Regions from separate parts of the Homo sapiens genome. Here region 2 is linked to region 1. The links are chromatin loops, found by intact Hi-C in ENCODE. Cell type or tissue: IMR-90. All regions are shown on one strand. Each heading gives the region's core, and the rest is flanking DNA. Links, peaks and the distances in the headings are about the cores only. Region 1 has its middle 29 kb from the start of LINC03050. Region 2 overlaps RAB1A (RAB1A, member RAS oncogene family).

The links. Hi-C counts contacts between places; a loop is a spot of excess contacts. Peaks named below come from ENCODE experiments on the same cell type or tissue, not always from the same donor. Only the 100,000 strongest peaks of a DNase experiment are listed, where the experiment ranks them.
Region 2: a loop joins it to region 1, with 5 times the contacts of the local background. A loop is called at or near these places in 1 of 110 quality-filtered maps.

Annotation. Positions count from the first base shown.
Region 1 is chr2:65,570,890-65,576,270 of GRCh38, forward strand. No RefSeq gene overlaps it. Among named protein-coding and RNA genes, the nearest start is that of LINC03050, 29 kb to the right of the region's middle. In IMR-90, for the core only: a CTCF peak has its summit at 2,423 (motif pointing left); a DNase peak (open chromatin) is centred at 2,422; H3K27ac peaks cover 151 bases.
Region 2 is chr2:65,094,696-65,100,076 of GRCh38, forward strand. It overlaps RAB1A (RAB1A, member RAS oncogene family), which reads right to left. Exons shown (of 6, transcript NM_004161.5): 3 at 3,276-3,371. Among named protein-coding and RNA genes, the nearest start is that of RAB1A, 33 kb to the right of the region's middle. In IMR-90, for the core only: no CTCF peak of the experiment used is centred there; a DNase peak (open chromatin) is centred at 2,436.

The DNA.
Region 1 (5,381 bases), core at 246-5,245:
ATGAACATGGAATGTTTTTCCATTTGTTTGTGTTATCTCTGAGTTTTTTCAGCAGTGTTTTATAATTCTCCCTGTAGAGATCTCTCACCTCTCTGGTTAGCTATATTCCTAGGTACCTTATTTTTGTGTGTGGCTATTGTGAATGGGATTGCAGTCTTGATTTGGCTCTCAGCTTGGATGCTATTGGTGTATAGAAGTGCTACTGATTTTTGTACATTAATTTTGTATCCTGAAACTTTGCTGAAATTGTTTATCAGATCAATGAACCTTTGGGCAGAGACTATGGGGTTTTCAAGGTATAGAATCGAATTGTCTGGGCCAGGTGCAGTGGCTCATGCCTGTAATCCCAGCACTTTGGAAGGCTGAGGCAGGTGGATCACCTAAGGTTAGCAGTTCAAGACCAGCCTGGCCAACATGGTGAAACTCCATCTCTACTAAAAATAGAAAAATATTAGCCGGGCGTGGCGGTGCTCACCTATAATCCCAGCTACTTGGGAGGCCGAGGCAGGAGAATTGCTTGAACCCGGGAGGCGGAGGTTGCGGTGAGCCGAGATCACACCATTGCACAGCCTGGGCAACAAAAGTAAAACTCTGTCTCTTAAAAAAAGCAAAGAAAAGAAAAGAAAAGAAAAAAATCATATTGTCTGCAAAGAGAGAGAGTTTTTCTTCCTCTTTTCCTATTTGGATTAGGCCTTTTTTTTTTTTTTTTTTTTTTTTGGAGACAGAGTCTCACTCTCTTACCCAGGCTGGTGTGCAAAGTGGTGCGATCTTGGCTCACTGCAACCTCTGCCTCCTGGGTTCAAGCGATTGTCCTGTCTCAGCCTCCTGAGTAGCTAGGATTACAGGCACCCGCCACCACGCCCGGCTAATTTTTGTATTTTTAATAGAGACGAGGTTTCTTCATGTTGGTCAGGCTGGTCTCGAACTCCTGACCTCAGGTGATCCGCCTGCCTTGGCCTCCCAAAGTGCTAGGATTACAGGTGTGAGGCACCGTGCCTGGCCAAGAAGTACGATTTTTGCAAAAAAAAAAAATTCATATAAGAACATGTCCTGGCTAAAAAAAACTAAAGAAATAAAGAATAAAAATAATTTTTAAAAGTCTTTTTTGTTTTTTAAAGCAACCAATTTGCTCCATAGTTATTATGTGAGAGATCTTTAGAATTGTGGATGGCTGGGAAACTACTCATTTGCCACTCATCAAGTAGATTGGTTTTGCTTTTGATTTCTTGGTGATTTCTTGAAAAATGTATCTGCCCTCCCCCCAGCCCCGCCCCGCAAATTCATATGTTGAAGCCCTTAATGGCCCAGAACTTCAGAATGTGACTGTAGATTGTATTTGGAGATAGGGCCTTTAAAGAAGTCATTAAGTTAAAACAGTCTTTAGGGTGGGCCCTAATTCAGTATTACTGGTATCTTTATAAGAAGTGGGGATTAGGACCCAGCCAACACGGGCTGAAGGACAGCCATGTGAGGACACAGTGGAAAGGTGGCTATCTGCAAGACTGGGCATGGTGGCTTACACCTGAAATCCCAGCACTTTGAGAGGCCGAGGTGAGAGGATTGCTTGAGCCCAGGAGTTCAAGACCAGCCTGTGCAATGTGGTGAAACCCTGTCTCTACAAAACAATACAAAAAATTAGCCAGGCATGGTGGCGTGCACCTGTAATCTCAGCTACTCGGGAGGCTGAGGTAGGAGAATTGCTTGAATCCAGGAGGTGGAGGTTGCAGTGAGCTGAGATCCAGCCACTGCACTCCAGTCTGGGCAACAGAGAAGACACTGTCTCAAAAAAAAAAAAAAAAAAAAAAAAGAGAAAAGAAAAAGATGGCCATTTGCAAACCAAGAAGAGAGGCCTCAAGAGAAAATAACTCTCCAACAAAACACTTTGGGCTTCTGTTAAGCCCCCAAGTTTGTTATGGCAGCCCCAGCAAACTAATACATTTGGTTTTTTTTTTTTTTTCTTTTTGAGATGGAGTCTTGCTCTGTCGCCCAGGCTGGAGTGCAGTGGCGCGATCTTGGCTCACTGCAAGCTCCGCCTCCCGGGTTCATGCCATTCTCCTGCCTCAGCCTCCCGAGTAGCTGGGACTACACGCGTCCGCCACCACGCCCGGCTAATTTTTTGTATTTTTAGTAGAGACGGGGTTTCACCGTGTTAGCCAGGATGGTCTGGATCTTCTGACCTCGTGATCCGCCCGCCTCGGCCTCCCAAAGTGCTGGGATTACAGGCGTGAGCCACCACGCCCGGCCACATTTGGGTTTTGTATGACTTGCTTCATTCAGGCCAAAGATAAATTGAGGAACATATATATATATTTGTATTGGACATTTGCTTGGATCCAAAATATGGCAAAATCAAGTCTGTTTATCTAGCGGGAACTTAGCCATTGACTACTTGAGGACTGTTTCTCTTCAAACCTTTGGGGACAGTGACATCTAGTGGTAGTTTCTTTTATATACCCTTTTCAGTTCTCTTCTGGCCGTACATTAGAATCACTTGAGGGGATGGGAAAAACAAAACAAAACAAAAAACAAAAGGCCTTGCGCGGTGGCTCAAGCCTGTAATCCTAGCACTTTGGGAGGCCGAGGCGGATGGATTGCCTGAGCTCAGGAGATCGAGACTAGCCTGGGCAACACAGTGAAACCCCATCTCTACTAAAAAAAAACAAACAAAAAACAAAAAGAAAATTAGCCGGGCGTGCGCCTGTAATCCCAGCTGCTCGGGAGGCTGAGGCAGGAGAATCACTTGAACCAGGGAGGCGGAGGTTGCAGTGAGCCAGGATCGCGCCACTGCACTCCAGCCTGGGTGACAGAGGGAGACGCTGTCTCAAAAAAAAAAAAAAAAAAAAAAAAAAAAAAAAAAAAAAAAAGGCCAATGCCTAGGCTTTACCTAGCCAATTATGCCAGAATCTCTGGGAATGGGAACCAGTCATCAGTATTTAAAAGGGCTTTCTACATTAGTCCAAAGTGTACCCAAGGTTGAGAAGCACAGATTCTTAATGAAAGCAACTCTGGATTGTAAAAATATGAGCTCATATTATGTTGCCATTTCTCACAATATGAAAAAGTTTGTTAACTTCTGCACTTATTTATTGTCCCTCTGCCTCCAAAGAAGGTAAAATACATGAGGGAGGGAGCACGGTCTGGTTAGCTTTTGGATGCCAAGAGCCTGGAACAGTGCTGCACAGTCTGGGCTCATAATAGCTTTTGTGAAATGAATGAATGAAAAATAGAGCATGGGACCAGGCGCCCGGTGGCTCACGCCTGTAATCCCAGCACTTTGGGAGGCCGGGGCGGGAGGATCACCTGAGGTCAGGAGTTCGAGACCAGCCTGGCCAATGTGGTTAAACCCCGTCTCTACTAAAAATACAAAAATTAGTTGGGCGTGGTGGTGGGTGCCCATAATCCCAGCTACTCAGGAGGCTGAGGCAGGACAATCGCTTGAACCCGGGAGGCAGAGGTTGTAGTGAGCCGAGATCGTGCCATTGCACTCCAGCCTGGGCAACAAGAGCTAAAAACTCTGTCTCAGAAAAGAAAAAGAAAAAGAAAAAGAAAAATAGAGCATGCTGTCAGGTTGCATTAATCTGGAATATGGCTGTCATGTGAAACAGCAGTCTCACTGTGAAGTTTAGGACATGTTATATTTGGTTCAATTGAAAGTAACTTATGGAATCTTATAGGATTCCAAATGTCTGAAACAGACGTTTCTTGGTCTGTCATACAACTTTGGTTGACTTCTTGGCATCTTTATGCCTCTGATCCTAGGAGAGGATTTTCTGAGTTTCAATATAGCAGCAGGTTCTCAATGTCTACTAAGTGTTCTAGTTAAAAAGAAATGTTAAACTATTAGCTTTTCTTCTGTGCTTTTCTCCCCATTGTCTTGAGGCTTAGAAAGTTCTATATTATTACAAAACCAGTGAAATACACACTTACAACATTTCTAGTTTTAAAACTACTTCTTTTTTATATTTTATGGCCTAAAATAACTGGGATTAAATTTTCTGCGTATGGTGCATAGTGAGTATTGAACTTTCTATTCTTTTCTTAACCCTGAGAGTCCATCTTCCCCACATGACTTGCGGATACTCCATGACTTTGCTCATTTGTGATGCACACTTTTTCCCGCAGTAAGTCTTTTTATATACTAATGTGAGAGGTGTTAGAATGGGACTTTTCCTGGCAAAGTGTGTGGAAAACAATTCCTCACTTGCAGACTCTCAAGGGAAATCTCTGGGGAACTGCTCCCTGACTTTTGGACATCCTTAAAAACAGAGATGAGAGAAAGAAAAAGAACAAGCCTTGGTGAAGAGGTTTCTTTGGAGAGAGTTGTTGCTGTGCTCTTGGGCCCCCAACTTCCCTTTTCAGGGAGGAGTGGGAAGTGCTCATTCTAACTCCAGGCTTGAGACCGCTGGGGGAATTTCAAAAAGTGGTTTCCACAGGAAAGACATGGAGCAGCCAGCTTGGGCGACAGAGTGAGACTTCGTCTCAAAAAAAACAAAAACAAAACAAAACAAAAAAAGTGTGTGCCAAATATTATATTGACAGGACATCCTTATTTTGAAGTCAAGACTGTGTTTGGGATTTACAGTGACGTAAGAATTGTCTCTGACCTAGAAGTGGGCAAAAAAAAACAAAAAAACAAAAAAACTGATGACATTTTCCTCTGAGGAACAGGCTGATATCTTTGTAAGTAAAAATGAAAGGGTTGAGAGATAGAGCAAATGAGCTGTTTTGGTCACTATAATCAGGTGTCTTGCTTATTCAATGTACTGATTGCATTAGGACTGCTTTCAGGGCTCCTCTCATCATCACGGTTCCCTCTCCAAATGCTCTAGATGTGGTTTGTCTTAATAGTTGAATGGTTGAATAGTTGAATGGTTGAAAATAACAGAGCCCTCCTTAAAGCAGGTTAAACAGAAAAGAGAATTTACTGTAAGGTTACATAGGTGGCTATAAGAGTAGGCATTCAATTTTTTGTCTTTTTTTTTTTTTTTTTTTTTTAGATGGAGTCTCACTCTGATGTCCAGGCTGGAGTGCAGTGGTGCAATCTCGGCTCACTGCAACATCCGCCTCCTGGGTTCAAGCGATTCTCCTACCTTAGCCTCTCGAGTAGCTGGGATTACAGGCACCTGCCACAATGCCCAGCTAATTTTTGTAATTTTAGTAGAGACGGGGTTTTACCATGTTGGCCAAGCTGGTCTCGAGCTCCTGACCTCAGGTGATCCACCCACCTCAGCCTCCCAAAGTGTTGGGATTATAGGCGTGAGCCACCACGCCTGGACTAATATGAGTTAGAAGTAAATGAACTAATTCAGGGATAGACACTTAATGTGAACTCAAGCCAGGAAGTAAGGAGCTTTCCCCTGACAACAGTGATTGAGATAGGA
Region 2 (5,381 bases), core at 259-5,258, 480 kb before region 1:
AGAAAGGGCCATGAGCCCTTGAAGTTCAAGAGAGAAATTCATTCAGGCTCCAAATCAAGACAGGATTTACCTCATGTGTTATATCTCATACTTGATTTAAGAAATCAAATTTAATAAAAGGCATTTATAAAATGTAAGAATAACCCAAATTGCACAAGGTTCTGAAAATATCATTACAGGAAAGAATGAGGACTTCAGAGGTAGAAGAAAGGTTGTGATAAGATCAATCTGAAGGGCAGGCTTGCCAATAAAAGAGGAATTAATCTGATTCAGGCAGCTCTACAAGGCGGAGGAATAAGAAGAGACAGAAGTAAAAGAAACAGGCTTCAGCTCAATATAAAGAATTAACATGTCTCTAAAAGAATCATGTAGTGAGCTGACCGCTGCACTCTAGCGAGGGAGACAAAGTGAAATTTTTGTCTCAGAAAAAAGAAAAAAAGAAGAATCACTAGGAATAAATAAAAAAAATAACTGGCAACTAGAGGTTTTGTGGTTTTTTTTGTTTTTTTCTGTATGTTTTGCAAAGATGAGGTTTCGCCATGTTGCTCAGGCTGGTCTTAGACCTCCTGAGCTCAGGCAATCTGCCCACCTTGGCCTCCCAAAGTGCTAGGACTATAAGCGTGAACCACGACGCCCGGACAGCCACTGCGCCCAGCCTTATTTTGTTTTTGAGACAGGGTCTCTCACTCTGTCCCCAAAGCTGGGGTGCAATGGTGCAATCTTGCCTCACTGCAGCCTTGAAGTCCTGGGCTCAAACATTCCTCCCACCTCAGTCTCCTGGGGAGCTAGGACTACAGGCATGGACCACCACACCTGGTTACTTTTTTTTTTTTTTTTTTGGTAGAGATAGAGTCTCTATGTTGACCAGGCTGGTCACAGGAGCTATGTTGACTCCTGGCCTCAAGTGACTCTCTGACCTCGGCCTCCCAAAGTGCTGGGATTACAGGCATGAGGCAACATGCCTAGCTGAAGTTATGTGTAAAATGGAACTAGCTATTTCGAAAAAATGGTAAGCTTCTTAAAAATGTTCAAAAACCCAGGCGTGGTGGCTCACGCCTGTAATCCCAGCACTTTGGGAGGCCAAGACGGGTGGATCACTTGAGGTAAGGAGTTTGAGACCAGCCTGGCCAACATGGCGAAATCCCATCTCTACGAAAAATACAAAAATTATCGGAAGGCTGGGCACAGTGGCTCATGCCTGTAATCCCAGCACTTTGGGAAGCCGAGTCAGGCAGATCACGAGGTCAGGAGTTCGAGACCAGCCTAACCAACATGGTGAAACTCTGTCTCTACTAAAAATACAAAAAATTAGCAGGGTGTGGTGGCGCACGCCTGTAATCCCAGCTACTCAGGAGGCTGAGGCAAGAGAACTGCTTGAACCTGGGAGGCGGAGGCTGCAGCGAGCCAAGATTGCACCACTGCACTCCAGCCTGGGCGACAAAGCAAGGCTCCATCTCAAAAAAAAAAAAATTGTCCGGGCATGGTGGTACACACATATAATCCCAGCTATTAGGGAGGCTAAGGCAGGAGAATCACTTGAACCCAGGAGGCGGAGGTTGCAGTGAGCTCAAATCGCGCCACTGCACTCCAGCCTGGGAGACAGAGCAATACTGTATCTCAAAAAATAAAAAAACAAACAAACAAAATGTTCAAAATGAGGCCTTCAGGCATGGAAAAGAAATTCCTATTAAAGATGAAAGACAGACAAAGATGAAAGACAGTGTCCTATAAGATCCCTTCCAGCCACAGGAAAGTAACAAAATATGAATGTTTCACACACGAATACACACCCAAATCTTATAAACACCAATGATCACACATAATACAATTATTCCATACCAGTGCTTTAAAGTACAGTTTTGGGTAGATCTTTATGTGCTCTTTATGGTGCCAAATAAAAGGTTGAGACTGTACTTATATCGTGGGAAAAAATATGGAGGGTAATTTGTTCACTGATTGAAAGTATTTCAAGCTATTTCTGAAAACTAAATCCTTGCAAGTCCTAATTTGACACATCAAGTGTGTTTACTTATATCAATATCCACAGCCACCTATCTTTTGTTAACATACCTTCTTTTCCTCATCAGAGTCATGTAAGAAAAGGGAGCAACTTAACCTATCAAACACCCATTTATCTGGGCATGTCATATCATAAGTAGTATCTATATGCTGCCCAAAAGTTTACAAAGGGCTTTCACACGTATTGTCACATACACAAAGCTATTACAGTTGGTTCTCACAACTAGCTTATAAATTAGTAAATCAGGTGTCATCACACACATTTTAGAAAGGAAACTGGGTCTCAGGGTTACTTCGGCCTTTTCCCCAGAGACACAAACCCATGATTCTCTAACAGGTAAATACTAGAACCAAGACAACAAATCTAAGTCTTCTGACTCCTAATGCAGGACTCCTTCCAATTCCATGTGTCATCAGTTCCATGAAAAGGGGCAGTCACTGGTTTCCTGTGTTTATAGCCTACTTCTTGCTAATAGCCTACTCTGAAAAATACTGAGAGATTTATTTTTTAAAAGACCACAGATATGCCCACACTGACAGGACTCAGACCCATACTGAAGAGGCACAACTGAACTATTATAATTGCCTATATTTAATTGGGGGCTGGGGGTGTAAAGATGGATAAGGGGGATAGGATGGCACAGAGACACAAAATATTGAAGACAGAGCTTCGGTCACTTGGTTCTACCAGTAACTGTAGGCAAGTCATTAAATCTTTCAGCATTCGTTTTTTTGAGCAGTAAAATGAACATGTTACAAAAACTAAGTTCCTTTTTCCAACAAAATTCTGTGTTTCTACAGAGTTGGTGCACACTATCTAATAAAAATACTTAGAACTACATAAGTACTTCTCTTCAACTGAGCCACATATGAAGAATCTCTTCCTAGGGTTCCTTTAATGTTCCATGCACTTAGCACAGTAAAAGACAAACAAAAATGGTCTATAACATTTGCAGTGTAGGACAAGGTAAACTTGAACTTAGATTTCCACTGATAAAAGAAAAAGATGAGGACCAAGTTTGACTTAAAACATGAGTTTCTCTGCTTCATGAATAGAAAATTCAATGAGGCTTAAGTAATCTTGAAAATATTATTTTTAATCTAAGTAATTCTTATTCTACCATTCTATCTTAAGTACATGAATCTTAAGACATTTTACATTCAATTTTGTTAGCATAGTAAATATATACAAAATAACAATACATTACAAATTTACCAAAATAAATTTCAAAAAAATTACTAGCCAAGTCACTTACTATTTGAAGCTTGATTGTTTTCCCGTCTAACTCTATAGTTCTTATTTTGAAATCCACACCAATTGTGCTGATGTAGCTTTCTGTATATGTATCATCCTGAAGGGGGAAATAATTAACAATTAAATGTATTGTTCAGTGGAGCAGATGCAAGTCTAAGTGGAAAAAAAAAAACTGTTGTTCAAGAGTAAATAAAAAAAAAGTTTACTTTTATCTACAGTCCAAATTTATGAATGAAATGTATAAAGTATAACATGCTGACAACAGCCACTCCATCCACTTTCAGTACTTACTTCATATTCTGATTACAAAGCACTACTTAACTGTAGTTTCTTTCCTTAAGATCTCTACAATAGCCATTCTTTATTTTTTCCAAACATCATCTCTTGCCAAATTCTTTACATACATCATATAGAAAAATATTTTATATTTTCAATGATTATGAATAATTTTTCTAATCACTAATCAGCAAAACTCTTGCGACCCACCCACCCAATTTATTCACCACAAAACAACAATTTCACTCCGCTTTTTCTTAGAAGTCAATCTTGCTTCCTAATTATGATTTTTTTTTTTAGATATAATGCACATAACATAAAAGTCACCCTTTTGAAGTGGACAATTCAGTGGTCCTTATACATTCACAAGGTTGCAAACTACAACCACGAATTCCAGGACATTTTCTTCACTCCAGAAAGAACCCGTCTTCACTCCCTGGCAACCACTAATCTACTTTCTCTTTAGATTTGCCAATTTTGGACATTTCGTATAAATGGAATCATAAAATATGTGGCCCTCTGTGTCTGTCTTCCTTCATTTAGCAGAATGTTTTCAAGGTTCATCCATGTTGTACCATGTAACAGTACTTCTTTTTTTTTTTTTTTTTGAGGCAGGATGTTGCTCTGTTGCCCATGCTGGAGTGCAGTGTCATGATCTCAGCTCACTGCAACCTCTGTCTCCCGGGGTCCAAGCAATCCTCATGACTCAGCCACCTGAGTAGTAGGGACTACAGGCGTGCATCACCACGCCTGCCTAATTTTTGTACGTTTAGTAGAGACAGGGTTTCGTGATGATGGTCAGGCTGGTCTCAAACTCCTGACCTCTAGTGATCCCCCTGCCTGAGCCTCTCAAAGTGCTGGGATTACAGGTGTGAGCCACCATGCCTGGCCCATTTTATTGGCTGAATAATATTACATGTACTACAAATATACAACATTTTATCCATTCATAAATTGATTTGGGTTGTTTCCACTTCTTGGCTATTATGAATAATGCTGCCATGAACATTTGTGTACAAGTTTTCCTGTGAATATATGTTTCCTGTCAATTTTTTAACCTAATGTTAAACTTTTAAAATTATAACTGCTTCTTGCAAGTACCTGCCATGAAATTTTATTCAGAATGGAATAAAAATATTTCTCGTGAAAAGATATATGAATGAACAGACCAGGCTATCATCATATGAACCACAAAGCACCACCTAAGAAGTACTCTGTCAACAAAGATGGACCTTAATCGAATCAGGTCTAATGAGAACGGCACTGCCAAACAGAACTTCCTGTGACAATGGAAAGGTTCTATAAGCTGTGCTAGCCAATATGGTAGCCATTAGCCCTATGCAGCTTGTGAAACAAGAAACTAAGTTTTTGATTTTTTCAATTATTTTTCCCCCTTAAAGGGACAGGGTCTTGATGTCTCCCAGGCTAGAGTACAATCGTAGCTTACTGAAGCCTTGAACTCCTGCACTCAAGCAATCCTCCCACCTTGGCCTCCCAAAGTGCTGGGATTACAGGTGTGAGCCACCAAACTTTTTCAATTTTAATTAATTTAAATTTAAATAGCTACATAGAGCTAGTAGCTACTCTAAGGATAGTGCAGTTCTAGGTCTTCTAATTACAGAAAGAGGGACAAACAAATAAGCATAAGGACATCACAAGGAAGCAAAATGACAAATCTAGAATATTGGACAATCTACAGGACAAGTGCTTCAGTTTCTGCAAAAAGTCAATGACATAAAAAATATATAAATAAAAAAGATAAGGTATAAAACTCTAGATTAAAAGACTAAGCAAGAAAACAACCAAATGGAAACTGTATTTTGCAGGTTGA